Linked DNA regions of Mus musculus: region 1 is linked to region 2. Evidence: chromatin loops called from intact Hi-C (ENCODE). Cell type or tissue: gastrocnemius. All regions are shown on one strand. Links, peaks and the distances in the headings refer to the core of each region. The heading gives the core; the rest is flanking DNA. Region 1 has its middle 41 kb from the start of Gm19619. Region 2 holds the start of Btc (betacellulin, epidermal growth factor family member).

Region 1 (16,775 bases), core at 5,610-13,609, 79 kb after region 2:
CAAGAAAATCTACCACAGTCTTGGCCAGAGGCCAATATGGTGGGGGCATTATTGAGGTCCTCTTTTTCCAAATGATTCTAGCTTTTATCAAGTTGACTTAGTACTAGCCTGCACATAGACACACCCAAAACAGAGACAAGCTTTCCAGGAAAAGAATTATAAATGGCCAAGATGTAAACTCAGTCCAGATTAAAAAAAAAATCATGAGATTTAAAAAAATTGTTTTAGTGGAAAAATTAGTTGTTTTGGAGTAAAGTAGACAGAGATAGCTGAGTTTTGAGAAGTAGGAGGGAGGCGGTCTGAGAACTCGGCTCAGTTTCAAATGTTGACATTTCTTCTGAAATCATGGACACAGTTGTTAGCTGAATGAGCACAGGGAGTGGAAGCAAGTGACAGAGAATAATGGACAAGGAAGCCACCCTGCAAGCACAACTGCATTCCAAACAGAAATTGTCCCTGCCCTCTGTGGAGGAACTTCTGACAAACACTCAGCTGGATTGCAGAGTTGCCAGGACATAGCAATTGCTGTTTGTTCCTGCTTTGTTGTTGTTGTTGTTTGTTTGTTTGTTTGTTTAATTTTTGATTTTTTAAATTATGTATTTTCCTCAATTACATTTCCAATGCTATCCCAAAAGTCCCTCATACCCTCCCCCCACTTCCCTACCCACCCATTCCCATTTTTTTTGGCCCTGGTGTTCCCCTGTACTGGGGCATATAAAGTTTGTGTGTCCAATGGGCCTCTCTTTCCAGTGATGGCCGACTAGGTCATCTTTTGATACACATGCAGCTAGAGTCAAGAGCTCTGGGGTACTGGTTAGTTCATAATGTTGTTCCACCTATAGGGTTGCAGATCCCTTTAGCTCCATGGGTACTTTCTCTAGCTCCTCCATTTGGGAGCCCTGTGATCCATCCAATCGCTGACTGTGAGCATCCACTTCTGGATGGTCTCTAGATGGTCCATCCTTTCGTCACAGCTCCAAACTTTGTCTCTGTAACTCCTTCCATGGGTGTTTTGTTCCCAATTCTAAGAAGAGGCACAGTGTCCACACTTTGGTCTTCATTCTTCTTGAGTTTCATGCATTTGTATCTTATATCTTGGGTATCCTAAGTTTTGGGCTAATATCCACTTATCAGTGAGTACATATTGTGTGAGTTCCTTTGTGGTTGTGTTGCCTCACTCAGGATGTTTTGCACTAGATTCTGTCATTAGTGCCTCTTCCACTCTTGAATGTTATGCACGTGAAGAGCAGATATGTTTTTTTTTTTTTTAAGTTTGGTAGTTTGCATGTCAAGAGGAGGTACCAAGACACTGGACCCAATGAATCTCACCTGCACTTAAACAAGTTAAAAACTGCCAGATATTCGTCATTGAGAGCATCACCACACTGTACTGACTCTTGAGACAGCCATAAGGGGTCAGCGTATTTTGCATGAGGAGAAACAGAAATAATTGAATCCAAAGTGAACTGGTAGACAGAAAGAAAATACCATAATATTGATCTGTTTGTCCCATCAAGAGGGGGAATTTATTTTAAATCCTTAAAAATAGATTTATGCCTAGGAATATAGATTTCTCCTTCCAAAACTCATGCTGAAATTCTATTCCCAACATAAAGATGCTGAGGTGTGGTGGTGTCTTTAAGATGTGGTCAGGGGTAGAAAAATTGCTCTTCCAGGACTGGGTTAGTTCTTATGGGAAAGAAGGGGTTTTTTGGGTGGAACTTGGTTAATTATCTCAAGAGAAGATTGATATAGATTGATATAGGGTGAGGATGCTATTGTCCTTGTCTCTTTGCATGTGCTTCCTTGAGGGCATGCCTTTCTGTCATAGATATGATAGAGCGTGAGGCTTCCACCCAGAACCACAGATTTGGTTGCAATCTCCAGAACTGTGAGCTAAGTAGGTTTTTTTTTTTTAAATAAATTATTCAGTCTCAAGCATTCTGTCACAGAAACAAAATATGTACCAAGACACTCTGTGGTTTGCTTTGGCCAATGAGAGCATTTAAATACAGACTTGAAGAGTTCTTGTACGTTGAGCCTTTCTCTATTTTACTATGCAAACTTCTGTGTGAGAGAGAAAACATGGACTAATTTGTAGGGTAGTGTGGGGCAATGGGGAATACACAGACAGGCTGGTCTCCAGTGGAGCTGAGGTGTGGAACCCTGGAGAAACCCAGTGGTGATAATTCACCTACATGGGACGGTAGGCGTTCCCTCATATCTCCTGGAACCATGGCTTCTGTTGAAGTTACCACCCCCACAGCCCCCACAGGAGAAGCCTGTGGCTAGTAGTCACATAGACAATATCCCAAGCTTCTGACCTTCAGGTTAGATGCTGCCCAGTTACCTAGCAACAGTAAGATAACAGCCCACCAAAAGAAGGGCTGCTTGGCCCCACCTTGTTCTCTCCTCCTCCTCTCCTCTCACTCTCTTAGTGTCTCTTACTTCCTAGCCTTTCCTCTTTCTCTCTCTCTCCCCCTTCCCTCCTCTTGGCCATGGCCAGTCTCTCAATCTCTCTCTCTCTCTCTCTCTCTCTCTCTCTCTCTCTCTCTCTCTCTCTCTACCTTCTCTCCTTTCTCCCTGCCTTTCTACAATAAAGTTTTAAAACCATAAACTGTCTCTGTTCATCAAGGCCCACTGTGCTTGGACTATGGGTTAGGGCTTTCTCTTAATGAGCTGTTTCTAGTCTCCTGTCAGAAGGTCTTCTTGTGCTCCAACCACTGACCAGACTTAGTACTCTTGCCTGCATGGGAACCTCTCTCCCTCTGCCCTCTCTCTCATAACCTTGGGGCCGAGAGTGTCACCCTGGGGCCCCGGGTATGGGGGATGCCCCTTGTCCACTCCCCCACACATACCCCGTCGAGTGGTGTCAGTGGCTTAGATGCCCAACCTGGGCCAAGTGGAAAGCATCTGGCAGCCTTACCGCCTCTGCCTGCCTAGAGCACAGGAGGAACTCTGGCCAGAAGCACACTTTCACCCTCCCCTCTTCCCCTACACCCACTCAGCCCCACAGCCTGCAGGGTGGGATTTCATATGAATAAAGTCCTATGAATCTGAGCTCCATTGTCAATGGGGTTATTTGATTTTCTGGAGTCCACCTTCTTGAGTTCTTTATATATATATTGGATATTAGTCTCCTATCTGATTTAGAATAGGTAAAGATCCTTTCCCACTCTGTTGGTGGCCTTTTGTCTAAACAAAGAATTCTCACCTGAGGAATACCAAATGGCTGAGAAGCACCTGTAAAAATGTCCAACATCCTTAATCATCAGGGAAATGCAAATCAAAACAACCCTGAGACTCCACCCTCACACCAATCAGAATGGCTAAGATCAAAAATTCAGGTGACAGCAGATGCTGGCGAGGATGTGGAGAAAGAGGAACACTCCTCCACTGTTGGTGGGATTGCAAGCTTGTACAACTACTCTGGAAATCAGTCTGGCGGTTCCTCAGAAAATTGGACATAGTACTACCAGAGGATCCCGCAATACCTCTCCTGGGCATATATCTAGAAGATGTTCCAACTGGTAAGAAGGACACATGCTCCACTATGTTCATAGCAGCCTTATTTATAATAGCCAGAAGCTGGAAAGAACCCAGATGACCCTCAACAGAGGAATTGATACAGAAAATGTGGTACATTTACACAATGGAGTACTAATCAGCTATTAAAAAGAATGAATTTATGAAATTCCTAGGCAAATGGATGGACCTGGAGGGCATTATCTTGAGTGAGGTAACCCAATCACAAAAGAACTCACACAGTATGTACTCACTGATGAGTGGATATTACTTCAGAAACTTAGAATACCCAAGATATAAGATACAATTTGCGAAAAACATGAAACTGAAGAAGAACGAAGACCAAAGTTTGGACACTTTGCCCCCTCTTAGAATTGGGAACAAAACACCCATGGAAGGAGTTACAAAGTGTGGAGCTGTGACGAAAGGATGGACCATCTAGAGACTGCCATATCCGGGGATCCATCTCATAATCAGCTTCCAAACGCTGACACCATTGCATACACTAGCAAGATTTTGCTGAAAGGACCCAGATATTGCTGTCTCTTGTGAGACTATGCTGGGGCCTAGCAAACACAGAAGTGGATGCTCACAGTCAGCTATTGGATAGATCACAGGGCCCCCAATGGAGGAGTGTGAGTGCCTGACTCGCCAGCAAGAACGACGCCACAATAGGATCCTTCTGCACACGTTTATTGGGCGAGCATTGACTGCATAGGCGAAAGACCCTGAGCCCAGAAATGGTGCTGCTTATATAGGCCTAGGAGTGACGTGTCCATACCTGATTGGTTATGTTACCAGTACCTCATTAATATGCGTCGGGCCAGGCAGTGACTCGGCAAAAAAAAAAAAAAAAAAAAACAAACTCTTATGCACATGCGCACATTGGTTGTTTACCCATAATCATGGGCGGTGGCCAGTGGTAGCCAGCGCCATCTTGTAATGGCATTTGCGGCTTCCCACAGAGGAGCTAGAGAAAGTAACCAAGGACATAAAAGGATCTGCAACCCTATAGGTGAAACAAAAATATGAACTAACCAGTATCCCCCGGAGCTTGTGTCTCTAGCTGCATATATATCAGTGGAAAGAGAGGCCCATTGGTCTTGCAAACTTTATATGCCTCAGTACAGGGCCAAGGGCCATGGCCAAGAAGTGGGAGTGGGAGGGTGGGGAAGTGGATGGGGGAGCATGTGGGGACTTTTGGGATAGCATTGGAAATGTAACTGAAATAAATACCTAATTAAAAAAAAAAAGGAAAAAAAGTCCTATGAATCTTAGACAATGCAGAGGATTGCTAACCAGGAGAAAACTTTGGGTTTAAAACACAGGCTTCAAGGCAGAGTCTTCCTCACTGTTTTATTGCTGTGAAAAGTCATCATGTCTAAGGCAACTCTTAGGAAAGAGAGCATTTAATTGGGGCTTGCTTACAGTGTCAGAGGTTTAGCCTTTGATCATCATGGTGGGAGGATGGCTGCCTGCAGGCAAGTAAACCATGTCATAAGCTATGGGGGTGGGTGAAGAGAGAGAGAGAGAGACAGAGAGACAGAGAGACAGAGACAGAGAGACAGAGACACAGAGACAGAGACACAGAGACAGAGACAGAGACAGACTTTGAGCTTAGCATGGCTCTTGAAACTTCAAAGCCTTCTTCAGTACCATATTTCTCCCCAAAAGGCTGCATCTAATCCTTTCAAATACTGCCACTCCCTGGTGACTAAGCATTCCAAAGTATGAGCCTATGGGGGCCATTCTTATTCAAACCACCGCAGACAGTATGTTATGCCAAACTGTTCAGGTATTCCCAGAAAGGTGGGAGCTTGCCAGGAGAGGGTTTCGTTTGTTTCCCAGTAGCATAGTATAGAGCAGCATTTACTAAAATAAGGCACTCATCTCTGCGTCTGAGCCTCTCGGCTTTTCCATCTTCTGGTTCCAACCAACACATAAGAGCAGCTGCAGAAGTCCGGAAGGGGATATGATGTGTATCTGTAGTCATCAGGCCTTCCATGGAGGGCTGGATTGTGAGACAGTGTGGTAAAGGAAAAGTAGAGGGCACCACCCACACCGACCTGCAATCACACCTGGGAGACTGTCAAGACCGAGTATGAATGAAGCAATAAGAGGCAGCTGCATTCATTCATCAAACATTTATGAGGCACCACTTCTGGGCCAAGGAAGGCAGTAGGAGTGTCCATGAGGGAACTGTAACATTTCCTTAAAAATAGTGCTATCTAAAGCATTGGCTGTGCTTTGATGCCCCAAATAAAAGGCTGGATAATTAGGAACAAGTTGAAGAAATAGAAATAAGGCATGAACTGGAACTAATTTCAAATATATCTGACCGAATGAAAATTTCACATGAGTTATTTCTAATGAACTTTCAAACACTCTGATGTTTGGAAAACATATCCAGGGAAGTTAATCTTGTATCTTGCTCATTTTAAATACACTTACAATATGGTAACCAATATAAAGACTTTTAAAAAATTATTATCTTTATGGGTCTCCATATCATTTGTTTTTGCCTCTTGATTCAGAGATATAATTGAAGGGTTCTAGTAGACCAGGGCATGGCAAACATGGTGCTGGCATGTATGGTCCTTGCCCCTGTCCCCTGCCCCTCAGTCCCCTGTCCCTTCTGCCATATTAAACTGTTAGATCACATTTCTAAAACTAGCCCCCAAGGTTCATTCCCTTATTTCGCCATTTCTGCCTCCTGAGACTGACCACCAAAGTCCAGCTATCAAACTACTAAAGCTCAGCAATCAAAAACCCCTTTGGCTCACCTAATTAACATGTCCAATCAAAAGTAACCAACTCATCCTAACACAGGGTTTCCCCCTTTCCCTTTATAAACTGCCATTTGCCTATGTGCCACATCTGTCTCCTCTTTATCCAGAGGCAACCCTTTGTCCCTCCAAAACAAATATGCTTCCCTGCCTTCCTTGTTCCTTTTCCATTCTTTCTTGTCCTCTCTATCCTGTCTTTGTCTCTTATTCCTGCCCTCTGTCCCTCTGGGGCAAATACATCTCTTTTGTCCTGAGAAATTGGTCTGGGTGTGTCCTGAGCCACTCAGGTCCTATCAATTTCTTTATTACTATTGAAAGAACTTGAGAGATTTACGCAATGTAGTCAAAAATATTATTAAGACTATTTTCATGTTGGAATCTTGGCCATTTAAATAATTTTGAAATGTAAATTAGAGCCAGCGAGATGGCTCAGTGGATCGAGGTTCTTGCTGCCAAATCTAACTACCTGAATCTGATCCGTAGGCAGCACCTGCAGACTGCTCTCCCCAGTGACACTTCCCCCAAATAAATAAGAACGCATAATAAAGTACATAAATTAAGGTGTGCTCTTTACACCAGTGCAGATATCATTTAGCTGTGATGGTGACAAGGAGACTTCATGCAACCCAGCACTCCCTGCTTCTCTTTTCATGGATGCCTTTATAGGAGACACATAGTATGGCATCATGGGTACTATGTGGCCAGCAAAGCTGGCGCTCACCTGGGTCACCTGGCTGAGGGCAATTTCTCCACAGCAAGTACCCTTCTGTTTATCTCTTCTTCATCAAGTTCTTTTGGAAGGAAGTCACTCAAATCCTACACACTAAATGTGGGGAGTTATGTTCCAGCTCCCTGAAGGCCGAACATATACAAGCATCATTTAATAATGTGTTCATGGTAGTATGGATTTATTTATTTTGTGTCTTATAGCTCAAGGCAATACCACTCCATTTATTTTCTGTGTAAAATTGTGTAGCTTTAACTAGTGGGAGCTTTCCCATTTGCATGTGTGTCCCTTTGATGTACCAGAGGAATAGAAGTTGAGTACTCAGTATCTTGGGTCAGAATTAGATTTTATACCTCACAGTGTGAACACATGTGAGTTTGTGTCCCACTTTCTCCTTGCACAATATGGAGCATGTAAAGACTGTAGCCACCATGGCTGGACAGGAACTCAGAAATCTTCAATTCTAGGTTTTTTTTTCCTTTAATGGACAAATAAGAAACTAGAAGTATTCAGAAAATTGGATTGTCTAAATCCTCATGTTTCTTGAAGGTGAAGCTAAGTGCAAATAAAGTTTATCTCATTAGGGATGGTTTTAAAGTAAAAATGAACATAATTTAATTTATATGTATATACGTGACTGAAATATATGACCATAAAATAGGCAATTTGAGATTATTCTTTCTACTTTTACATTTTACATCAAGGTGTAATTTCACTTACGTTTCCAGATTATGACTTTTGTTTATAAAAACAGATGATGTAGAATATTAGTGTTTTCCATGTTAAGATTTTTATTTGATCTAAGTTTCAGTTAACCACAATTGACATTTAGCTCTTAGTTTGCCTGGGGTTCATCTGAGTAGTCAGTAAGCCTGCTTGTACCGTGATGCAGCCCTGAGTACGAAAAGATTAAAATCTGGAGGGACAAGCCAGGCAAGGCCCCTTGACAATCTTGGTTTGGGGGACAAACCTTATGTAAATAACCTTCGGCAGCATTGATGACGACACAACCAGGGGATACAATTCCTCTGTTTAGAATGTTTTTTACTAATGAAAACATATTTTATTAAATGAAAACATACTAAAGAAAGACCTCCTTGGCCAAATGATTCATGGAGTTAAAGGTGACATTAATTCTAAATAAACTTAAGCTGAGAACTTGCATTTTTTGCACTTATTCAAAGAGCAGCAGACCGGATATGCATCTTAGATCTGGCTTTGCTAGCTGAGTGTCCTTTAGTAAAACATTTCACCTCTCTGGCCTTCAGCTTCCTCATCTGAGGATCTGAAGGGGAGGTTTTGATGTCACTGATGATCCTGCCTGGATGACTCAGTTGTCATTTCTAGATCATTGCTTATAGGTATTATACAAACTGTGGAATAGTTTATCGTTATTTGTATTTATTTGTATCCTGAATCTTTACCCCGGCTTTCAGAATGCAGAGAACACAATGTTACTGTCAGAACTGGGGATGGCTTTTGATCTATTGTATAACTGTCATATCATTATCTACTGATGATCATTTCATCAATGGCATGGAAGACTGCACAGATGGCCTGCATTTTGGGGAGAGAGAGAGAGAGAGAGAGAGAGAGAGAGAGAGAGAGAGAGAGAGAGAGAGAGAGAGAGAGAGAGAGAGAGAATTTTTGAATGGCACTTTGGAATAGAATTTTTATATAAAGTAGATGCTTTCATTTATAAAGGACATATCCATCCATCCATCTACCCATCCATCCATCCACCCACCCATCCATCCATCCATCCATCCATCCATCCATCCATCCATCCATCCAACCATCTGTTACATCCACCCATCTACCCACCCATCCATAATAACCCAGAAGGAAGAAAGGTAGATCAGACAAAATAGAACTTCTCTTGGACAGCATATCATGTCCTCTTAGGCTAGCCATGTAGGTAGTATATTTTTGTGCTTCAGCAGTGTGGTAGCTACTTTTCATTGCTATGAGCAAACACCATGACCAAAAAGCAACTATGGAAGAGTCTATTTGGGCTTACAGTTGCAGAGAGTGACTCCAGCCATTGGCTCTCTGAGATTATTCCACACTTCACTGCAATAAACTCATCTCTCATTCTGTGCTTTCCATGGATCTCAAAGACTGGAGAGCTGAAGGAGGCAGCATGGGATTCCAGCAACTGCCTCACAAGTCAAAAGTGAGACTAAGGCCTAAGCAACCTTGATTCGATTGTATACTCTGTGCAGGTAGATGTTGTCAAAAATGGGTTTTGTTTGAGTTTGTTCAGTTTCACTACCATAGGTACTTGAGTATGTCACACTCTGTGATGCCCTTTGGCAATCTTGAGACACTCTAGAAAGAACTAATCCAGAGCCATGAGGGAACTCACTTAGTGCCCGCAGCCAGCAAATCTTAGCACAGACCTGGGCAGGGTTAGTGTGAAAGAGTCTCCTTTGATGTCAGGCAAGCAAAGTGATGGCATATGCATTCATCTTAGAACAGAAATGAAAAAAAACCAACGTACAGTGTTCTTCCTTTCCCTTCTGTTTTCTGATTTTGATTGGAATTGTTGCTTTTGATAAAATTTTAAGACACACAGAAAAATCACTCGACAAAGCAACATAAAACAGATTTTTGACATTTTTCTGACATCACACATTTCAAAGTGAAAACTACTGTTTAAAGATCACTTGAGAGCCCTTGGTTTGCCAATAAAGAACTTACAGGTGGGACCAGTCACCTGACTCCCTTGGTCAACTGCACCTAATCTTGGAGTGTGCTCACCCAGGGCCCAGACTAAGTTATACAAGCTTCTAAATATTTCTTGGGAAAAATCATTAATCTTTTTGGCAGATGTCTCAGTGAACAACTGTTTGGAAAAAAAGGAAATGATTGTGGATTGTAAGCGAAGCCCACATTTTTTATTTGTGTGTTAAAATGTGATCAGAGGCATCAAGAAAATAGCAATTATGGTAAACCGAGTCAAACAAACTGTTATCTTCATCAAAAGCGCCTTTATATTTTCTCTGTAGTGTTCCTTCCGTACCTCTCCTTGAATGTAGGGGAGGGGTGATGTGTAGTAACAAAGCAATGGCGTTTCTCCCTAATTGCTAAGGATGAGAGAAGCTGTCATGAGTATTCTCTAGCAATTAGGGAATATTTCAGGCCCCAGAACACATCAAGCATTCCCATTCCTAGGAACTCCTACCTTGGGAATCTTCACAGCGGACATATTAAACTATACCTGTTTTACATGCCAGTTATCCTTTCTTGCTATGCAACCCATGAAATATTGTTTTCATCAAGTTGAGACTAGTTAAGAATGTGTCCTCTTATACTAATGAGCTATATTCTGTGCCAGTTGAACTAAAGATGTCAGTTTGGCACACTTATTAGTTTGCTATAGGCACCACAGCAAACACAGCAGCTTAAGTCTCTATTATTTACCTGTTACAATGCTAGAAGCCAAAAATCCAAAGTCAGTTTTAATGAATTAAAATCAAGTGCTTCCAAGGAGATCCTCTTCTTGGCTCTAGAAGCTTCTGGAAGGTGCCAGCTTGGCTATGGCAGCTTCACTCCTGCCTTTGCCTCCTCTCGTCTCTGCAGTGGCCTTCTTTTTGAGTATAAATAAACTGTGAAGCAACCTGAGAGTAGTCATGGGATGGAGACATGTAGTTTCCAAGAAGGCAATTCTATAATTAAATACTGTGTGGGGGAGCTTACATTATCTTAAGTCATTCCACTCAGACAATTGTGGTAGGATAAATGACATTGATTGTGGTTTTGTGATGTATAAAGGAGGCACTTCATTTAGGACATGATAAATCAAGATAAATAGTTACAGATAAATACATAGATGAAAACATTGACAGTCAATAATTTAGTAGACATACGTAAATATGTGATATTTTGTCTTTGCTTAAAAATCATTATTTTCTATATATTTTTCCCTTATTTAATTTTCATTTTATGTACATGGGTATTTTGCATGCTTGTATGTCTATAAATCATATGTGGGCATGGTGCTGTCAGAGGCCAGAAAAGTGTGTTGGACCCTCTGGGACGGGAGTTAGATATGAGACATAAGCTGCCCTTTGGATGCTGGGAATTGAGAAATGCTTTTAGACAGTCACCTCTCTGACCCCTTATAATATTTTACATAGTAATATTTATTAACATTTATTATAGTAAAACTATTCATTAAGTGGGAGAAAGAAATAAGCTTGAGACATTCAATATATTGTATCACCTTATATACTTATCTGGTTTAAGTTTCTTAATCTCTCTGCCCACAGGACAGTTTATTTTTTCTTAGTTTTAATTCATCATTACAATTTGGCTAATATTCTTTTTCTCATAGTATGTGTTTTAATGGCTATGGAACATGTATTCATGTATTGGTTAGAAATTCATTCAAATCCAAATAGAAGTGCTTGTCACAGGAGTGTCACCAGTCAGGATACTGCCTTCTCATTCAATAACAGCGTTGTTACAGTCACTTGGGGATGTCAAAGCAGCTTCTCCTGTCTTTCTGTCCCGCTATTCTTGAATATCAACTTCACTACTGCAAAATAGTTGCCCCAGCTCCTGATATTAATACACTCTTTCTAGAGAGAGGATAAAAGGGTCAATATGAAGGAGAATTCCTAACTAGGTCTGACCCTTAAAAAAACAGTCACATGTCATAGAAGAGTCAAGAGTAAGTTCTTAAGTTCTTAAGCCTCCCTCAGGTGTTTGGCTCCCCTGACCTGGATCCAAGTGGTGTGGGACTCCCTGTTTCTCAGTCTTTATAGAAAAGTTCTAGGATCTCAACCTTCCCAAAGCTGTGACCCTTTAATACAGTTCTTCATGGTGTGCTGAACCCAACCATAACATTGTTCCATTGCTACTTCATAACTTTGATACTGTGACGAATAGTAGTATAATTATCCAAGCTGAAGGATATCTGATTATGTGACCCCTGTGGAAGAGTCATTCAACCCCCATGAGGGTCATGACTCACAGGTTAAGATTAGGAGAAAGACATTGTAAATAGACTTGGATAGAAGAAACAAAATAATTGCGTTCTTCTGTTTCCTTGACAGTCCTTCCACACCGCTGAGCATGCTGGGAAGAGCACACCACAATCTCACTGACTCATTTCCTCCTCTTAAAGTTTAAGACCTCTGCTGCCTTCTTTACTGAGTCTGAATGGAACTCATGTTCTAGGCGCAGCATAAAAGGAGAAAAGAGCTTTCACACAAAATATGGGAGAAGAGCAACCCCAAAGGAGCCCCTAGTCTATAGAAAATATCAAATGTTGCTGGTTAGGAATTACAGAACCTGCTTAACCTGGAAGGTAGAGTAATTTCCAAGTGGTTAAAGCATGAAACCCATGAGGATTGCAGCTATTGGCTTTCCTACACAAACCCAGGAAAGTGCCCTTCCTGGACACTACACATTATTTCAGCCCCTGGAACCAGTTTCAAGACTGATATTGCTTTGTGAGTAATCACAGGTTATTGTCAGCCAAGCCTAGGCTTTTTCCAGCATCACAGCTATTTCAAAACTTAGAATTCTCAACTGCTTTCTCTGGTTAATTTTGTATATGGAATGCCTATGTGTGGCAAAGCTCTATGATCGGCGCATCTTGATCATAGATGTGGGGTGTCCTGCCCAGGGAAAAGTGCTGCCTATCTGGCTTGTCATGGGAAAGCTCGCTGACCCTTGTCCCGAATGACTCATAAGGTTGACTGCCACTCCTGCCCTGTTTGTGGTGTGACTTCCCATGGTGGATCTCTGAGCTCTGCAGCATGTTTGCTGCTCTGGAGATGTTAACGGTAGAATCGTGGGAAGCGCGTTGCTGAGGTGCGCACTGATTCCCAAGCGTTCATACCTCTCAGATGAGCCTGTGCTATGTACACCACAAAGGGTCATGCAAGTGCCTGAAGTCACGAAGAAACTTCTTTAGACTTATAAAATGGGAATTTAATATTTGTTCCAAAAGATGGTATAGTTTTCAAGCAAAAACAATGTGGGTTTTAAATTATCATTGACTGATCATTGAACTTTTCAAAATATCTGTCTTCCTGTATAGAAAACATAGGATAGTAATATACCTGGGGATAGCATGAGCATTCCTTGTATTATACCAAAAACATAGAAAATGTTAAGTGTTTCCAGTAGAAGCACTCACAGAGTTTTACCTGTACTCAGGTTCTCTGAGATGCTCCTCACTACCTGTCTTAATACGCAGACCCAACTATGAGGGATCCTTCTAGTGGATGGCAACTATATTCTCAAAATCTAGACTTGTATCTTGGGAGGGCTGTTGGTAGTGGGTGCATAAGAGGTAAGGGAAACTTATCCAACCATTTGAAGCTTAATTTATGCTCAGAAATGCAAGATATCAAGAAGCACACATAGAATCCACAGGTTAAGTTGTGCTATCTCAGGTCAAACTGATCAGGTTGAGCCATAAACGAGACTATCTATTCAACAGAGACTGATGAATTCCAACACGTATCAATAGTCACCCGGTTTACTCAGATCCATGAGCAGAAATCATGTGCCCACCGGTGCCAGCTAGTCAGATGCTCAGCTCTCAGTCCTGGGGCCCATCTTCTAGACTAAATGGAGAAGGAGATGTCTCTGCTGGAGAGATGCTATGTGCAGGTGGAAGGAAAGGACTGTCTACGACAGATGAAGAGGAAGCGCCAGATCTTAGGGTCCTTGTACTGAGTGCCATGTGAATCAAGCATGCTCACGTAAGATCTTTGATTTTTAAAATATTTGTGAAAAAGAGATGCAGCTAGATGAATATACTGAAAGTCTGACTGTGTTTGGTGATGGTGGCTTATGTTTCCTGGGTGCTGGCAGGTCTGATAGGAGACAGGATGATACCTCAGCAGTGGGCAGGGACTACCACAGCCAATGTAGCTGAGGCCTGGGGCTCCTCATTTGCATGAATTCCCTTTAGGTCTCTCTTCCCAATTTTATGTTTTATATATCTGCATTGTCTACGGTTAAAAGTTCCCAGAACCACAGAAGCTTCTGCCCTTTCCAGCCTGACTGCACCCTAGGAAGTAGTGAGATACAGTTAGCAGTAGGGGGAAGGGCAGATAAAACAGAAGGGAGTGGAAGAAACTGATCCTTGTGGGAGACTCAGAGATGAAGAGGTTAAGATCACAAATGTTAATGTGGGCTGTGGCATGATTCCTGGACTACACTGAGATGAAGTTTACCTTTATAAACAATATGACTGTATGACTTTATTCAGAAGTTTAGGAAACAGGGAGCTATTATGTGTGTGTGGACAGAGCAAGAGACAAGGTCCTTGTGAACAGGAGATGGAGAACAAGCAGTGTCAAGAGTTCAAATGGACTGAGATACAAAGGCTGTCTAGGGAGTGTGTAATATCCCCTGGTCCCTCAATCTTTGGAGACACTGAATTCTTACATTATATAATAGTTTCCTTTCCCTGTGTTTACATTCCAAAGAAGACAGATCTCATGGGAGAGTGCTTGACAGCCAGCTGTGCTCCCTTGGACCTTGGGATCCATCCTTAAATGCAACAAAAGCGATGAGATTAACGTTCATTCATTGGAAATAGAGTCTGATGGGATGGGCTGAGCCAAGACCCACTGAGAACACCCCCAGTACTCATCTCAGAGTACAGAGATCAGTAGTCATCCAAGTAGACAGAAAGGAATAATCAAGAAGATGGCTAAGAAAAATGAGGATAATGATTAATGAAGAATATCATTGTGAAGTAGGAAATAAATAACCTTTGACATTGCCTGAAAAAGAACCAATGTTTGAAAGTCAGCTTGGCGGCTTAGCTTTCCATAACCACCATGAAGCACCTGAGGCAATGAATTTAAAGATAAACAAGATTTATTTTGGCTAGTTTCTTAGGAAATTCTAGACCCAGACCGAATGGCTGCATTTGATTTGGACTTCGAGCAAAGGCAGCCTCTCATGATAAGTGTGGAGGTGATCAGAGCTGCCACCAGTCAAGAAGGAAGGGGGGAAATAACAAGGTCTTGTGGTCTACCCCAGGGGCATGTTTGCAACAGCCCAAAGATCTTTTAGGAAACTTCACATCTGAAGGCTTAACCCCCATGGTGTTGGGTATCTAGCCTTTAGCACATAGGTCCTTAGGTGTAGTTATCTGAACCTAAGCACACCAACCCCAGTCTAATCTCTTGTAAAATCATCCCATCTATTATGTTGTGGATAAGTTCCTGCTGCTGCATTTCTGGAGTAGTATTTTTGTTTACTTATAAAATTTTCATTTCTTGAGCAGGAAAAACTGGCATATACAGTCGCTGAAAGAGTATATTGCATAAGGCAAACGTTTTGGAGCAGAGACTGAAGGAATGACTATCCAGAATCTGCCCCACCTGGGGCTCCATCCCATATACAATCACCAAACCCAGGCACTATTGTGGATGCCAACAAGGGCACTTACTGGCAGGAGCCTGATATAGCTGTCTCCTGAGAGGCTCTGCCAGTGCCTGACAAATACAGAAGTGGATGCTCACAGCCATCCATTGGACTGAGCACAGGGTCCCGAATGAAGGAGCTAGAGAAAGGACCCAAGGAGCTGAAGGGGTTTGCAGCCCCATAGGAGAAGCAACAATATGAACTAACCAGTACTCCCAGAGCTGCCAGGGACTAAACCACCAAACAAAGAGTACACATGGTGGACTCATGGCTCCAGCTGCACATGTAACAGAAAATGGCCTAGTTGGTCATCAATGGAAAGAGAGGCCCCTTGGTCCTGTGAAGGCTCTATGCCTCAGTATAGGGGAATACCTGGGCCAGGAAGCAGGAGTGGGTGGGTTGGTGAGCAGGGGGAGAGGGGAGGGCATAGGAAGAAGGGATTTGTGGAGGGGAAACTAGCAAAGGGGATAACATTTGAAATGTAAATAAAGAAAATATCTAAAAAAAAATACTTAAAAGGAGCTCAGGTTCCATGTGTGTTATATTCTGTGTTATGCTTAGCCCTTGCAAGAGTCATATAAGAAATTAAACACACACAGAAAATGCTTTTTTTTTCAAATGGATGGATGGAATAAATAATTTTTTAATAAAAAAAGAAAAAGAAAGGAAGAAAAGGCCAATGACAAGCAGTTTGTCCACGGGGGGTGGGGGGAGGTGCTGCAGCCTTTGAGGTCCTCTGTAGCCAGTGAGGTGCCTCCATTCCCTTCTGTGCAAGTGAAAGCCCCTAGAGCAATTTCTCCCCAAGGTGAGCTGTAAGCTCTCTGGATGTGAACCCCTTCTCAACCTGATCACAAAAGTACTCAGGTGTCATTGACGGAGAGACCCTGCAGAAATCCCCTTTCCACACACTCGTTTCTTTACAAGCATGGGTAGATCGGCAACTAAAATTAGAGACTATTTATTTATTTATTTATTTATTTATTTATTTTCATGCCTATAAAGTAGAGTATTTCCCATTTTTAAAAAAAATTTTTAAATTAGGTATTTTCCTCATTTACATTTCCCAATGCTATCCCAAAAGTCCCCCATACCCACCCACCCCCACTCCTCTACCCACCCACTCCGCCTTTTTGGCCCTGGCGTTCCCCTGTACTGGGGCATATAAAGTTTGCAAGTCCAATGGGCCTCTCTTTCCAGTTATGGCCGACCAGGCCATCTTTTGATACATATGCAGCTAGAGACAAGAGCTCCGGGGTACTGGTTAGTTCATAATGTTGTTCCACCTATAGGGTTGCAGTTCCCTTTAGCTCCTTGGGTACTTTCTCTAGCTC
Region 2 (16,633 bases), core at 8,634-16,633:
TAAGAGAATGCGCTGTTGCTACAGAGGACACGAGTTCAGTTCCCGGCACCCACACCAGGTGCCTTCACAATCGCGCACAACTTCCTCTAAGAGAGTTGACACCTCCGATTCTGTGAGTGCTGAATTCACGTGCTCATAGTGTGCTCCACGCACGTGCCTTTTAAAAGTTAGCAAAGGACCAAGAGGAGAGGCAAGAGAAACACGCGGGAGCCTCTCCTGTGTTGTTCTGCCCTGCTCACTGTGCCTTTTTAGGAATATTTACTGAATAACCAAATGTTAAACCAATGGCTTTAACAACTTCATTGGCCAAGGGACCTCTGACATGGGATTGGCTCTCTTACTCTGATATTTAAATCTTTGAAGTCCATTCCCTTTCTGGAGAGCTAATCTAAAAGCTGGGGGCTGGGGGGGGGGATAGCATGAGCTGTCTAAACTTGAGTTACAAAGTTTTCAGAGGTCTTGCTTCCCAGTAGGTAAGGAATTATCAACTCATTGCTAATAAGTTTTCTTGATTCCAGTGTTAATGTGGCATTAGACTATCCCTAGCCTAGATTCATCTAGTTTTTGTTTTTGTTTTAGAATTCCTAACTTCTATGCTGTGCACGCACTCTATTGCTGTGCTTATGGAAGGAGGCTCAAGGACAACTTGTGGGAGTTGGTTCTTTAAGACTTCTGATGATTGATACTATTCAAGCACACAGGCTTGCCAACAAGTCCCCTTACCACTGAGCCACCCTGCTTGCTCTGGCCTGGTATTTTTAAGAGCATTAAATACCGTTTAATTATAGTCGGTGTGGCAACAAAGCATATCACCAATGTAGAAATCCTGCATTCCAGCTCCGGCTGAGAAGAGAAGTGGATCATGGCCTGGAGGCTTCCATAATTAGAATGTATGTCACCGCTGTCCTGAAGGCAGGCTGGTCACGTCACATATTAAAATGTAATCTTCCAAACACTGCCGTTTGCTTCTACTGCTTAGCAGCCCACAGAGAAGCTTCATCTTCTGTAAGCAAAATTCGTGTTCCAAGTTACAGAATCCGACAGCCAGGAACACTTATATAATAATCTGCCTTTATGGCAACAAATTAACTTAGCTCAGCCTCAGTTTTATACACCTCCATGATGGGAGGAAATGACACAGGGGCTTTGTAAAGTCAGTAGCTGACATTATCACAGTTTCTTTGCTTAATTTAATCAGATTTCTCCTACAGAGTCCATCGTCCCTCGATTCGGTTCTACACCTGTTCCTCAGTCCAGGATAATGCCACACAGATTCGTATTTCAAAGTTCTATAGATCTTTCTCCTGGAATATGAGACAGGAAGAAAAATTGATTATATGAAAGGTGAAAGTTGACCATAAACAAACAAACAAAAAAGAACATATAACAGTTGGGGTCTTGAGTTCTTCCAAGAATCCACATGCTTGGGTAGTGCCACCAGCAGAAGACCATGGCTGTTTCAGGATATGGAGCTGAGTAATGAAGTCCTGAGATCACTGTGGCCGTGACACCTCAGGGGGTTTTGAGGCCAGATCCCTTCCCCTTTTCTGCTTCTTGGTCACTGAAAAGTGGTTTTTACTTTATTTTATTTTATTTTATTTTATTTTATTTTATTTTACCTACCAAACACTCTGGTCACCATGTGTTGCCTCCAGTTTGGAAGCCCTGCAGCCAGTTGATCTTGGACTGGAACCTCCAAAACAAAACTCTTTCCTTTCATCATATTATGTACAACAAATGAACCCAGAAGGTAAACAACACTCAGCTCAGCTCTCCTCACCCCTCCGTTTGCTGAGATCAAGCCCCTTGCCCTGGCTAGTTGGGAAAGCTGTGAGCCTGATGTCCTAGCCAGGAAGTAGTCCTGAGATGCTCTCAGTGGCAGCCTGAGACTGTGTGCTTGTCTTCAAGGTGGTGATGTCTTAACCTGTTAGCTTTCTCAGGTGACAACTTTCAAGTTTACCAAAGTAAATCAAAGAAGATTTCAGCAAACATCATGGGTTACTACTTTTAATGGAAATTGAGGGAGATATATTTCAATTAAAATTAAATTTTGATCAGGGCTTATTGGAGTTTTATTTTTATCCCAATTAAAATAAATGCTTTGATATTAGTTATACCTTTTTATCATATATGTTATCATGTACACATTAACAGAGAATAAAAGTGACAATCTTTTTTTTTTTTTAAATTCTTTAGTCTAGTAAGTTTCTTTCTTTTTTTTTTCCATTTTTTATTAGGTATTTAGCTCATTTACATTTCCAATGCTATACCCAAAGTCCCCCATATCCACCCACCCCCACTCCCCTGCCCACCCACTCCCCCCTTTTTGGCCCTGGTGTTCCCCTGTACTGGGGCATATAAAGTTTGCAAGTCCAATGGGCCTCTCTTTCCAGTGATGGCCGACTAGGCCATCTTTTGATATATATGCAGCTAGAGTCAAGAGCTCTGGGGTACTGGTTAGTTCATAATGTTGTTCCACCTATAGGGTTGCAGATCCCTTTAGCTCCTTGGCTACTTTCTCTAGCTCCTCCATTGGGAGCCCTATGATCCATCCATTAGCTGACTGTGAGCATCCACTTCTGTGTTTGCTGGGCCCCGGCATAGTCTCACAAGAGACAGCTACATCTGGGTCCTTTCAATAAAATCTTGCTAGTGTATGCAATGGTGTCAGCGTTTGGATGCTGATTATGGGGTGGATCCCTGGATATGGCAGTCTCTACATGGACCATCCTTTCATCTCAGCTCCAAACTTTGTCTCTGTAACTCCTTCCATGGGTGTTTTGTTCCCAAATCTAAGGAGGGGCATAGTGTCCACACTTCAGTCTTCATTCTTCTTGAGTTTCATGTGTTTAGCAAATTATATCTTATATCTTGGGTATCCTAGGTTTGGGGCTAATATCCACTTATCAGTGAGTACATATTGTGTGAGTTTCTTTGTGAATGTGTTACCTCACTCAGGATGATGCCCTCCAGGTCCATCCATTTGGCTAGGAATTTCATAAATTCATTCTTTTTAATAGCTGAGTAGTACTCCATTGTGTAGATGTACCACATTTTCTGTATCCATTCCTCTGTTGAGGGGCATCTAGGTTCTTTCCAGCTTCTGGCTATTATAAATAAGGCTGCTATGAACATAGTGGAGCATGTGTCCTTCTTACCAGTTGGGGCATCTTCTGGATATATGCCCAGGAGAGGTATTGCTGGATCCTCCGGTAGTACTAAGTGACAATCTTCTTAATACTTTCTAGAACTTAAGGACCATCCAGAGACTGCCCCACCCGGGGATCCATCCCATAAACAACCACCAAACCCAGACACTATTGCATACGGCAGCAAGATTTTGCTGACAGGACCCTGATATCGCTATCTCTTGTGAGGCTATGCCAATGCCTGGCAAATACAGAAGTGGATGCTCACAGTCATCTATTGGATGGAGCACAGAGCCTGCAATGAAGGAGCTAGAGAAAGTACCCAAAGAGCTAAAGGGGTCTGCAACCCTATAGGAGGAACAACAATATGAACTTACCAGTAGCCTTCCCCCCCCCCCCCCGCCGCCCCCGAGCTTGTGTCTCTAGTTTCATATGTAGCAGAGGATGGCCTAGTCGGCCATCAATGGGAGGAGAAGCTCTTGGTCTTGCGAAGATTATATGCCCCAGTACAGGGGAATGCCAGGGCCAGGAAGTGGGAGTGGGTAGGTTGGGGATCAGGGCGGGGGGTAGAGTATAGGGGACTTTTGGAGAGGAAACTAGGAAAGGGGATAGCATTTGAAATGTAAATGAAGAAAATATCTAATAAAAAATTAAGTGAACCTTAAAATTTTTCTATAAAACAATAAAGATGTTTCTGTAAGCACAGAGGGAAAAAAATTCCAGCTCTTGTTTTTCCTCATCCCTTCCCATTTTAAACCCTGATGATCCCACTTTTCCACACAAATCCTCCTTTACCTGCTCTCAAGGCATCTGTAAGATTACCTTGCCTAGTGCTAGACTTCGGCCTCTGGGGATCTCTCCTCACCTATGGTACTATGGAAATGCATCAACAACTTCATTATAGCTCCTGCTTGACATCAGTGGACAGCTGTATATTAATGTCAAAGGTGTGAGAGTCTAAGACAATATGTATCTTCCCATTGGTAAATTCTAAACCAGCTGTGATTGGTAAGATCAATACATTTCCAATATTTATGTTCGATGCAAGAAGTTAAAATGACAAACAATCACAACACTTCACACTTATGTATAGTTTTATAGTTTCGAAAGCAATGTATACGTATTATCTGACATGTGTATTACAATTCTGGCCTAGAGCAAACATCATCAAGAACATATTTTTTTCTGGTGGTATGTTTTGTCTTGTTTTTATTTTTATTTTTACAGATATGTCAATGCTATTATCCAGAAGATATATAATCACATGCTTTTTATTTCTTCTGCTCATGATGGGAGAGACTATATTTTTACCAAATCCTTTCTCCCCTCTTCCTTGGGCACAACTGTTTAATCTTTCCCACCTCTCGTGCATGGCCATATGAGGACTGCATGTGAGCATGTATGACATACACTGCATTCAAGCTTCTCCCAGAAAACTGTCTTGTGTGGTTGCTGGACCAAGCTGACTCCTGAAACTCACTGTCACAGTTCTACTCCTTGTGAAGCTAAAACTACACAGAATTCCTGAATCCGGTTTAATCATTATAGAGAGACAATATTGTTCCCATACAGTGATAATGTGTCATACATTTGCTTAACATTATAAAAATAGCCCTCACCCAAAAGAAAAGACAAGTGTTCCACAGAGAACGCAAAGGCCTTCAGTGCTATTATTCTATATACTACCCTGTGATTTAAATTTTATAATATAAAATAAAAATTAAGTAAGTACTAATTAGAGAAAGACAATACATTTCATCATACATGAGATAAGACAAAGGGTTTTGCTTTACACACACACACACACACACACACAGAGTCACTCACACAGACACCGACACCCAGACACATAGATTCAAAACTAAATAGGGGAAAACATGAGAGTTGCCCTCTTCATTTCCTGCATCTGGTCATGGGGTTAGAGCTGGCTGGTCTTTATAGCTACCCGCTTCCATTGTCCATCCCTTCCTATGTTTGGGTTTAATTCCCAGCAGGCTGGGACATGGTACTAAGAATGTGACTCCATGGCACCACATTAAACAGTTACATGAAGAAGAAATAAACCCACGTTTTTCTCAGCCACTGAATTTTGGCACCTCTTTGTAGCTGCGCCTTGACTAACTTTTACAAACACAATGGTTCTGGTTGGAGTTTTCCTTTCATGCTGCTTGTGTTCCGTATGTGACAGCGACTGAGAGAGAGGAAGGAGCTTGTGTTCTGTCAAAAGCGTGTTCAGCAGCTAGTGAAAGAGAGCCAAGTTGTCTCTGGTTACATACCAAGTGTACACTAAGTCAACGGGCCCTTGCTTACAAAAAAATACTGGAGCAATTGGATAAAATGTATACATCACTGCAAAAATAATTAAAATATGCATAGATATTCTGCCCTCAAGCAGGTGAGGGAAATGTCTGCCCCCATCAAGTGCAGGTTGGACCTAGAGAATTCCCTACAGAATGCAACGTTGGGACAACAAGCAGGGGCAGAGCCATTTTGAAATAGAAAAACCAGAAAAGCCGGGTAGTGGTGGCACACGCTTAGTCCCAGCTCTGAGGAGACAGAGGGAGGTGATATAAAGATCATGAGAAACAGAGTTTGAAAGCTTCTTATTGCCATGTGGATACTGTGAGGAGACCTGAAAACTGTACTCTTTGTGGAATCCTGGTGGAATTCCTGATTAGGGAAAGGGGTCTTCAAAATGCATGTAACAAGTTCAGAGGCCATATTAGTCGAGATTCTCCAGAGGAACAGACCAGTGGAATGGTTATGCCCCATGAAAGAAAATGTAGTATTGACTCACATATGACACATTGGGTAATCCAGCAATGGCTGTTGCACAGTGATGTCGCTGAGAACCAGGTGTTCTCTGTCCAGGAGGCTGGATGTCTTAGTCTCATTCTGGCAAGAAGGCCTTGGGGGTTCCTGGAGCAGGTATCAGTTCACACTGTGAGATTGTGAGACTAGCTAGGTTCTTATGATAATAGCTACAGGATAAAACTACTCACCTGCAAAGAGCAGCAGCATGGGTTTTCCTTACGCCCTTTATGTTGTGGCCACAGCTGGAAGGGGCTGCCAGTGGCAGGGCAGGCTTTCCAGTGGTTCCTCCCTGCCCCTGGATGCCTTCCCAGACAACCCAGAGGTTTTCTTAGGTGGTTCTAGATCCAACTGGATTGTCTATTAAGTTTAATCACCAGAGAGAACTACTACGGCTTTATTTCACATAGTGTATACTTCTTGTTAGGTTTTTTAGTTTGTACTTCTTTTGCATTGTGAACTACATGTCTTTGAATTTGAACAATAACATTATGTGAGTGATCATTGTGCGTTAATCCCAAAAATGATGCTATTATAGTTTGTTTATAGTCACTAGTGGGGACATCAGTAGACACTTAATATTCTTTAAAGATAGAGATAAAAATATAAGAATTTTCTATAGCTATCAATCACATCTTTTAAAAAGATTTATTGATTTTCATTTTATGTCTGTGAGTGTTTTGTCTGCACTACACATTTTCACCACATAAATGTAGTTCTCCATGGAGACCAGAAGAAGGTGCCAGATTTCTGGGATCTGGAGTTACACATGATTGTGAGCTGCTGTGAGATGCTAAGAACTAAACTCTGGTCCTCTGGAAGACTAGCCAATGCTCTTAACAATTGAACCACCTCTCCAGTCCCTAGGTGTAGAGTGTTTTAAACTAATTGCTGAGTATTTTATTTCAGTTTTAGTATTTACAGTAGTAATATCTATAGATAGATGATTGACAAATAAAAGCAGGTTAAATAGAATACTTTAGAATAATATGCAATCAGGTTAAAGACATCACTGAAAGAATGCACTGCCTTTGGTGGGTAAATGCTTAAATGCTGAAAATGGCTAGACTGAGGTCATAATTAAATTGTCTGGGAGAATCAGAATCTCACTGAAGCTAAAACAAATCTCTTGCTTCCCTCTGTTGCTGTGATGAAACATCCTGACCAAAGCAACTCAAGGAAGAAAGGGTTTATTTTCCCACACAGCTCAGGGGCCAGCCATCCATGGCGGGAAAGCCAAGTCGGCAGGAGCTTGAGTCAGCTGGTTCCATCGAATCCCCAGTACAGATGCAGACCACACGTGAACATTTGTGTTCTTTCTTTTTAGACAAAGACCCCAGCCAGGGAATGATGTCATTCGTGGGTGGGTCATCCCACCTCAGTTAGCCTAGTAAGACAATCCCTTGCTGGGACACCCAAAGGTCTATCTGTAGAGTATCATCAAGTGGATGACTGAGACCACTCATCATGTCAAGAATTTTGATGGTTTCACCTGGGAACAAGGGAAGAATAAGACATGACCATGTTTCAAATTTGAATATCACATTTCCCCTATTCATTGAATTTATAAAATTCCATTTTTTCCCTCTAAAACATATCTTTCAAAAAGCTGTTTAAAATCCAGGGCTCCCCATCTCTTTGCCATTTCTTCTTCTTGCTCTTTCCTTTCATTTACTTCTCTTCTCTAAGAAGCCCTGGGAAGGTGGGGGATGATCACATAAAGCTTTGAGGATTTAGGATTCTGTGCACTTTGCTGTAATCTCATTGAATATTGACTTTGGAACTGGGTCATGGGTAGAGGCTGGGGCAGCTTTGAACTGAAGATGAATATGATGAGATCCTGTGGGGTCTAGGGAGAGCCTGGAGCTTCTCGAAGGATAGCAATATAGATAATAAATGAGGTTCTGATGAGATCTCAAATGGACCCGAGGAGCCAAATATTGGATTAACGTCCACTTTGTTGTAAAGTCTCAAAAACAAAAATTGCCTGCACTGTGTCTAAGCTGTCGGACTTCGTAAAGCACAGAGCTTTAGAACAGTAACGTAGAATATCTGGTAAGGGGAGATTCTGAGCAGTAAAACAGTCAGGCTTCTGTGTATTTACTTTTAATGTCTTCAAGGAAAAAAAAGAGATGACAAAGAAATAACTTAAAGATGAACTTATAATAAAATGGAAAAGGCAGCCAGAAAATTTGGAAAGTCCTCAGCCTGGTTTTATGCTAGAAACGAATTGTTTCTTCATTTAACCTCTTGCTTAGGAGATTAGCATGGCTTGGAAGGCATCGCCAGAACACTGGAGGATTTGCCAAACATTTCAGAGACCTTCAAGTGTGCCTTTACCATTATAGACCTAAGCAGTAGGTGAGAAGAATGGCTTTAGGGCACTGACCCAGGGCTCTCTCTCCGGGTACTCACTTCACCTGAGAACCTCAGAGCTCTGCTACTTCCATTCCACCACCATTCCAGCTCCAGCTGTCAGTTCTATGAAGTGAGACCCCATCCACTGCTCTGGAGAGGAGCCCCACACAGATGGTGCACATTCTGCAGGTTTGTAAAATGTAAGAGCTGCGAGGGCGTGCCTTTGTCCTCATGGATTTCAAAGAATGTCACGATGGCTCAAAGGCCCCAACAGAACCTAGATACAAGGACTGAGCTTCTATGCAAAGCCCTTTCTAGGGCGATACCTCTTAGAACCGTCTATAGTTTAATGACGTAACAACTGTAACTCATTGAATGGATTTCTAGTACACCAGTTTTCTGCCTTAGAAGTATCCATCATGGTCTGCCATGAAACCTATGCCGGTCTTGACTGTTACATTTTATAGATGGGAAACTGAGGCTTGGGAAAGTGAGCCATCTGTGATCCATACATTTGGTGATCCAGCTCTAGTTTGAAAGGAGTCCTAAAACAGCAGCACCTGGTGTTCCGCCTCTGTTATCCCCGCCCACAAGAATGTCTACACGGATGGAAATCTAACACCGTGTGGCAGGATATAAAACCAAACCACAATGGCAAGCACATTAGTGAGGGATGCTAGGGTCCTGTCACAGAGAGTTATGCTCCTCAGGTGTTTGCTTATTTAGCCCCTCCTTTTAACAGAGGATTTTTCTTTCTATAACATTAATAATAACTTGATTGAAGAAAAAGAGAATAACAGTGAACTAAACCTATCATATTTAACAACCCATAGATGAGTAGGTTTGAGATCTCCTAAACTCTCACTTAGCTGCTCTGTAGAAAAGATATCGAGTTGAGCAGGTTTTGTATATAAACGTAGATCCCCGAAATGCTATATAGGAAGGTATCCTAAAGTGGGCAAGAAAAAGACAGATAAAGCAAAACAGAGTCTTCCATAGAAGTATTTCACTTTAAAACACAATCAAGTAATTATAAATCTTGAGCAGTGATTTTTAAACAGTATTTTATTAGACAGTAACTCGATACTTTAAAATTTTATTTAATCAGTATACCCAAACAATGTATCTTAAAAAGATTTTCATTTGCTACTCTTATTGAAGTAAGTCATACTGATAGCCACTTGAAAACCTCCCAGGACTGCTGAATCTATGATCTCAGTCAAAAATTGGAGACTATGTTAACCCAGAGTAAATGTGTTCTGGAATCTTCCATATTACATCATCATGTGTGTCTGTTTATGTGTTGTGACCACAAATAACTACAGGTTTATTTTGTCTTGTCCAGAAGAGGGGGAGGAACATCCTTGATAGAGGCTACTCTGTGTAGGAAGAGGAAAAGGCTGATGCCTAAAAGTCCTTCAAAGGAATCTTCTAGAGCCTCATACCAGATTTGGGAGGGCTGCTTGTGCCTGACTAATCCTGACACAGGGGTGATATCATCCAAACAATGTCTAGCTCAATGGATGCAAGTTCCATTTAGTGGCTCCTGTGCTACACTGAGTTGAAGACTTGAGACACATCTTGGTCACACAGATAAGAACTCGGGAAGGTCAATGCTTACCACCCTCTCTCCAAACTTAAAGCTTGGATTTCAGATTTAAATCCCTCCATAAGAAATTAGAGTTCTGGGGAGTATGGGTGGCAGAGGAGGATGGGGAGAACTAAGGAAGGGAAGGAAGGAGAGGGGAGAAGGAAAAGAGTGGAAAAGAGGAAGGGAGATTCTCTTGACCTTGAAGAGACTAGCTCTCTGTTGCCAGAAAATCTAGAGGACATATTCTTGGGAGCATTTCATTTTATTTCTGGCAGTAAATAAAGCTCCCAGGGAAAGATACTACTTTATCTGGCCTAGTTAGTATATTAAATTACACTATTTCATCCTCTAGTGGCCTGAAAAAGTTAATTTACCATGTGAACGTCAGGAATGCTAAATACGTATATCATGTCCCGGCCTCTTATAATTTCTCAATAAGCAAACAGTGTGTGTGCTTTCTTTCCTTTTTTTTTTTTATTAGTATTTGCAGAGAGCAGGATAGGAGAGGAGGCTGCCACTGTCTGTTGGTGATAAGAAGGCAGATGTTAAGTATGGTGTCATCTCAGAGAGGAGCCTTGGTGTAGGAGCCCTCCTACACTAGCAGATGCCAGGAAGATAAAAGGACAGAGACATACGGAGGGAGTGCCACCATTCTAAAGCCCTGATGGCTTCCTGTACTCCATCACCTCTGTGGTGCATGGCCCTCTATCTCTCAGTTCTTCCCTGCTCCGGACCCCACCCAATCATCTGAGACGGTTCCCTCTTCCAGGGCTCTAAGGGGTTAACTAGAATGGATGGATTTAAAACTTCATTCTTCTAGATACATCAGTTGCCTACGGCACTAACATAACTAGGATCGGTTTAGAAATAAAATATCACTTGCTTAATTTATATAATGGGGTTCAAAAGGAGGGTCAAATGCTTGACTTATCTTTCATATGTAAAAAAAAATGTTTATTGTACTTTCCAGTGTCAGAAATGCAACTTCTGAAGGTGGATGCATTGTATGCATTGCTTTTACAAGATCAGTAAATCAGTTCATAAGACCCAAACCCCTTGGTCAGTTCAGATGCAAATATACTTGTGCTATACGGTAAAACTGGAACCCTTTTATAGGCTGTTCAGTGTGTCTTTGGGTTCCAGAGACGGCTCAATGCATAAAAAGTTCCCATTACTAGGCATGATGAAATAGAGATAAGGTTTGGCAAAGCACAAGCATACAACACACACACACACACACACACACACACACACACACACACACACACACAAACACACACACACACGAAAAAGAAACAGAAAGATCCTACTAGAATTAAGAGGTAAACAAATGAAAAAATAATGGATAAATAAAATAGAAATGAAGTTCTTTTATTTATCTATTTACTCAGATGATTTGTTACTAAGTTTCTGAGCTAATATTGTGCTATGTGGGCCAGGCTGACCCTTCAAACTTGCTCTCCTCCTGATTAGAGGCATGTGCCACCACATCCAGCTGATACATGAAATTTCAAAAGGACGTTTTGGCAAGCTAAAATGCCCGGCTAATTAATAACTGACTAGAAGGCACTGAAAACTGAAGTATTAACTTTAAGAATTCTATAGACAACAATGACTCTTGAGAAATCGCCTGTCTGCGTCAACTGTCAAATGCTTGAGGTTTTTTGTGGTTTTTTGTTGTTGTTGTTGTTGTTGTTGTTGTTTGTCTGTTTGTTTTTTCTTTTCAGTGAACTTCGCTCTAGTCTCAGAATTCGCTCCTTAGGCCAGAAGGAGACTTCTAGACTTTCCCCCAGAGGGCTTCATGAGTTGAGGCCACATGACCAGGTCCTCTTCTGCCTCTCTTCTGGGCCCCATTTACCTTGTTTTGTCCCACAGGGGGAAAGAAATGAACCGTCAGGTGAGACCCAGCAGGGGGAGTGGGAGAGCTGGCCCCGTGGCCCTCTGAGCGTGTCCTTGGGTGTGAGTATGGGTGTGGGGCAGCTGGGTGGGAGCAGCGTGCAGGCTACCAGCACCAAGTGGTGTGCCTCTCCGGGGGTGTGTGCAGAAGGCTCCAGGATAAATAGGAGGCTCCCAGTTCTGGGTGACACTGGAGCCCGCTGGCTGCCCGCCCCGGGTGTTTCCCTGCTCTGTAGGCAGGCTGCCTGCTGCTTAGTTTCGCTTCCTCCTGGCTCAGGGATTAGTTTTCAAGCACCCTCTCGGTGCCAGGGCCCAGGAAGGGCATAGAGAAGGAACCTGAGGACTCATCCAGGGGCTGCCCTGCCCCTCACAGCACAGTTGATGGACCCAACAGCCCCGGGTAGCAGTGTCAGCTCCCTGCCGCTGCTCCTGGTCCTTGCCCTGGGTAAGTGTTCATTCTGAGAGCTACAGATCAGGAGGAAAGTCATGGGGGCTGGAGTCCTGTGAACCTTGCTGAAAGAGTGAGCTGGTGAAGTTAAGATCCCGCCTCTGGCTTGCACCTGTTGGAGTCTTCCCTGGGTATACTCGAGGCCCAGGGCGGCAGGGATCCTGCTGCCTGCTGCTGGGCTGTGCTCAGGTGGCACCTTGAAGTGCCAGGAGCAGAGCTCGCGGAAGGTGCTGGCAGGGACCCGGGAGGTGCTTAGCAGGTGCCTGAGATGGGAGGAGACTCTCAAAGGAAGAAGCAAGGGAGTCTGCACCGAGAAGGATACCTGCAGAAGGCAGAGGCGGGCATTCCTAACATGCATGGACTGGAGAGCAACGTGCTTGTGTGTGTGTGAGTGTGTGTGTGTGTGTGTGTGTGTGTGTGTGTGTGTGTGTGTGTGTGTGTGTGTGATGAATCCTCCTAAGCTACTGGTAGTCTCAAAAGCAGTCCCGTCTTCTCTCCTCTCTCTCTCTCTCTCTCTCTCTCTCTCTCTCTCTCTCTCTCTCTCTCTCTCTCTCTCTCTGTCTCGTTCCTGGAAAACACACACAAACACACACACACACACACACACACACACCTTCTCTCTCCCTTTTCTTTCTTCCATTCGTGTGGCAGGAGCTGCGAGGGAGAAGTCCTCTCTTGAGAGCTTTCTGTGACTGTTTTTCGTTCAGGACGAGAAAGCAAAGAGAAATGAAAAAATACCAAACGGCCTCACTTGGGACCTTTTGCTTCCTACTTTGAAAAGTCAGGAGAGGAAATACATCTCTTTATTTGGAAAATTAGGGCCTGTTGGTTGAGAACTCCTGGATGTCCGCAGAAGCAAGAGAGGAGAGGCGGCTCCCTGGAAGCCAGAGCTGTGGAAGCAGAGTGCAGCTTCAGGTGGCATCCTGCCCTCTGCCTCTGAGTAGCAGACGAGAGGACAGCCTGGTGGGAGAGCCCAGCCATCTCCAGACCTCTGCTTCGAGGTCCTTGGGGGTTCTGGAAGGGAAGGGTGCTTTCTAGCCTTATGTGGAATCTAAGAGCATTGAGACATTGTAAGGAGAGGGACCTCTTATGTGTCACCGTGCTATATTATATACCTTCTCTCAAGCCTGGAGAGGGCTAACAACTGTAAAAAGGGACAAGATTGTTTATCAAGGTGTAAAAACAGATAATATAAGTGAAATTTTTGTTTGGCTGTGTCTCCAGAACTAGAGAGGCAGATAAAATGCTTGTCAACCTGGTGGCAGAAGGACTGCATGTAAGGTCCAGGTTAGAGAGGAAGGACTGGCTTAGCCTACAGTGGAGGCATGTCACCTTAACCCACTGTAGAGTGATGTGAACCAAGAGGACATGAGATGGAGGTGTAGAGGAAGTGCTGAGACTATTGTCAGTATCACTTAAACACAGCTGGCACTCACATCCTCTACCTTGTCTGGATTGCCCCCCAGCCAAGATCTTCTTCATCTTGGTATAGTGAACTATATGCTAATGTATACAGGAAGCAGGCAGAAGAGTGGTCCTGAGATTCTTAGGTGTGGTTCTTGCTTTATGTTGAGTTGGGAATGCCAAAGTGACAGGGAAAAGCTCAGACAAGCAGAGAAGGGAGAGCTCCATGTTGAATATGGAATGATGAGAAGTCACACAGAAGATATGTGTGGGTACTGGGAGAACCTGAAAGATGGGAGGAAGTCGGGGTAAGAGTGGGGAAGGCAAAAGCCTCTAGTGGAGGGATGCTGACTCAGCAGTAATTCTCTCCTGAAGAAAGAAGCAATTGGCTTGAGAGAAAGTGTAGATTAGGGAGAATCAAAAACAAAACCAAACCAAACAAAACAAACAAGCAAAAAACAAAAATAAACACCCCAAAACAAATCCAAGACAAGTTAAAATATCTCATCAGAAATCAATAAGCAGTTAAGCAGACTCAGTTACAAGTCATGAATGGAGGAAGTAAACAATGAATCAGAGGAGATAAAACCGGCATTAGGGTGCTGTGTGGGAGGGGAAGGGACAATGGGCTAAATGGCTTGATTGTCTTGAGTGTATGAGTTAAACATGAGCTACATTTCTGGGCCAGAGGGAGAGTCAGGAAAGAAATGATTTTTCAGGGCTGATGGGCTTTACCCCCTTAACTGTCAACCACTCTATTCTATAACCTCAACCTGTCCAGAAAACAAAACAAAACAACCAACTCAATCCTCTCACCCAGTGTTATAATACACCCAGGGAAACCTAAATGCGCAACCTCCCTAATAACTGATGGCTTAGGAGACCAGATTCTGTCTCTAGATCCCCTTGCAAAGGGCCATGGGATATGATTTGTTGACATCACTGTTTCCATTAAGTATTCCTCCTTCTATCAAGGCAGGCTTGTGTGTGTGCGCGCGCGCGACACACACACACACACACACACACACACACACACACACACACACACACTGTAAGTCCCATTCCTAATTTAAACCATATGTCATTTTACTTTTGCAAAAACTGTGAGCAGTGTGATGTGAGGTGACGTGACCTTCGTGACAGTGAAAAGAACACTGCACACTGTCACTGAGCAGATGGGAGACCTGGCTCCATCCCTGCTCCTCCATGTCTCTGGGATACCTGTAAGCTATGTGCTTCTTGACGTCACTGTCTTCATTTGTACAATGAGGAGGTGTTGTGTCAATGCCACATTCTTCACATACACAAACAACTGAAATAAAACATGATCAGTTAGGAATAGCATATGCTTTGTAGGTGCAGATGCAACAAAAGAAAAAAATATATATGAGATGCTCCCTTTAGGAATTTTATGAAGGAAATTTGAGTTGGAGATAGAAAAAAAGAGGTATACCACAAAACAATTAGTTTTATAAGATAGACATAAATTTAACACATATTGTAAATCTATATGCGTAAACATGTATTTATCTATGTGCTTAATATCCCTTACATACATCGAGTTGATTTTATTTTATTAAAACTATCCAAAATCGTGTTTAGAGAATCACTGGAAATCTTGACTTCCATTTCTCATTCTTATGCTCTTGTTAATCAAATTTAGCTACTAATTCTAGTAGTAGCTGATCAGGATCTAATTCCCATGGCTGAGAGGGCACCATTCAAATAGAGATGTTAAATACTGCTTTTCTTTTCTTTTCTTCTTCTTTTTCTTTTCCTTTTCTTCTTCTTTTTCTTTTCCTTTTCCTTTTTCTTTTTCTTTTTCTTTTTCTTTTTCTTTTTCTTTTTCTTTTTCTTTTTCTTTTTCTTTTTCTTTTCCTTTCCTTTCCTTTCCTTTCCTTTTCTTTTCTTTTCTTTTCTTTTCTTTTACCCTAACATTGTGTTTTAGTCCCACCTTTTAGAATTATAAGAGATAATATGTAATGAAATCTATGTCCTATATGATTCTTTAAATGACAAAGAAATGAGTTCTCACGTGCCAAAAGTGGGGAACACCCTGGAGTGATTTTATTCTGGACTCTGTTTGCATTCGCTTGCATGCAAAGGCAAACCTTGAGAACCTAAATCTAGTTTGGGTGACTCTTGTTTCTTGCTAACTTTAGTGCTCACAAGCCAAACTGAAAAGGAAAGCAAATATGATTGAAAAGAATGTACTTTCTAAGGCTAATGACTGTATCTTAAAGAAAAGTCTCTCAGTAGCTAAAGTGAGTCTTTAGTAGTGAGAATGTAAAGAAATAGAGTTTTTTTTTTTAGATGGTTGGAGAGAGATGGGGTATTTAATCTGAATTCATATCAATTAAGTAATCTCCTAGTTTGATTATCAGTTGTTAAGGTCAACTGACCATAAAATACTTGCGTTCATTCTTTACATTTTTGAAGGGTATGTAGATTAGATTGTTATTCACTGATCTGTGGGTTAATGGCATGAATTACAGAATGAGTTTGGAGAGCCCAGTAGTGTTCACATTCAATTTTCTTGTTTTGAAAGTCTGGTATGAATTCCATAAAGGAATGGGTCAGTAATAGAACATTTGTATCTTTTAAAAATTCCACATTCATTATTTGGCCTTCTTTGCTCATGAAGGGTTGAATAGAGAATTCCTGGCATAAAATAGGAATTAAAAATGATTAGTTAATTGAATGGATAAGTGCACATGGCTGCTGGTGAGCATGTTCCTACCAGAAAGTCACAAGTCGAATAAATCTTTTGATTTCATGTTGCAAATCAGTGGCCCATAGGTCAGGGATGCGTGGTTTTTCATCCCTTCCTATGTGAGCTTGGCACTGCAGGTATGAAAGAGCCTTCCACAAGAAAGGCTTTCATTTTGCAAAAAGTAAGATCATTTCTTCTGTTCTATGTTGAAAATTCAAACATACTGTGCATGTCTTATAGGTTTGGTTCTAGGGAAGATTTGA

What was found. A loop is a pair of places that touch in the nucleus more often than their neighbours do. Peaks named below come from ENCODE experiments on the same cell type or tissue, not always from the same donor. Only the 100,000 strongest peaks of a DNase experiment are listed, where the experiment ranks them.
Region 1: a loop joins it to region 2, with 3 times the contacts of the local background. A loop is called at or near these places in 1 of 42 quality-filtered maps.

Annotation. Positions count from the first base shown.
Region 1 is chr5:91,315,894-91,332,668 of GRCm38, reverse strand. No RefSeq gene overlaps it. Among named protein-coding and RNA genes, the nearest start is that of Gm19619, 41 kb to the right of the region's middle. In gastrocnemius, for the core only: no CTCF peak of the experiment used is centred there; no DNase peak of the experiment used is centred there; H3K4me3 peaks cover 881 bases; H3K27ac peaks cover 2,903 bases.
Region 2 is chr5:91,398,275-91,414,907 of GRCm38, reverse strand. It overlaps Btc (betacellulin, epidermal growth factor family member), which reads left to right and starts at 11,914. Exons shown (of 6, transcript NM_007568.5): 1 at 11,914-12,250. The coding sequence starts at 12,187. In gastrocnemius, for the core only: a CTCF peak has its summit at 11,821; DNase peaks (open chromatin) are centred at 11,939 and 12,466; H3K4me3 peaks cover 1,095 bases; H3K27ac peaks cover 1,296 bases.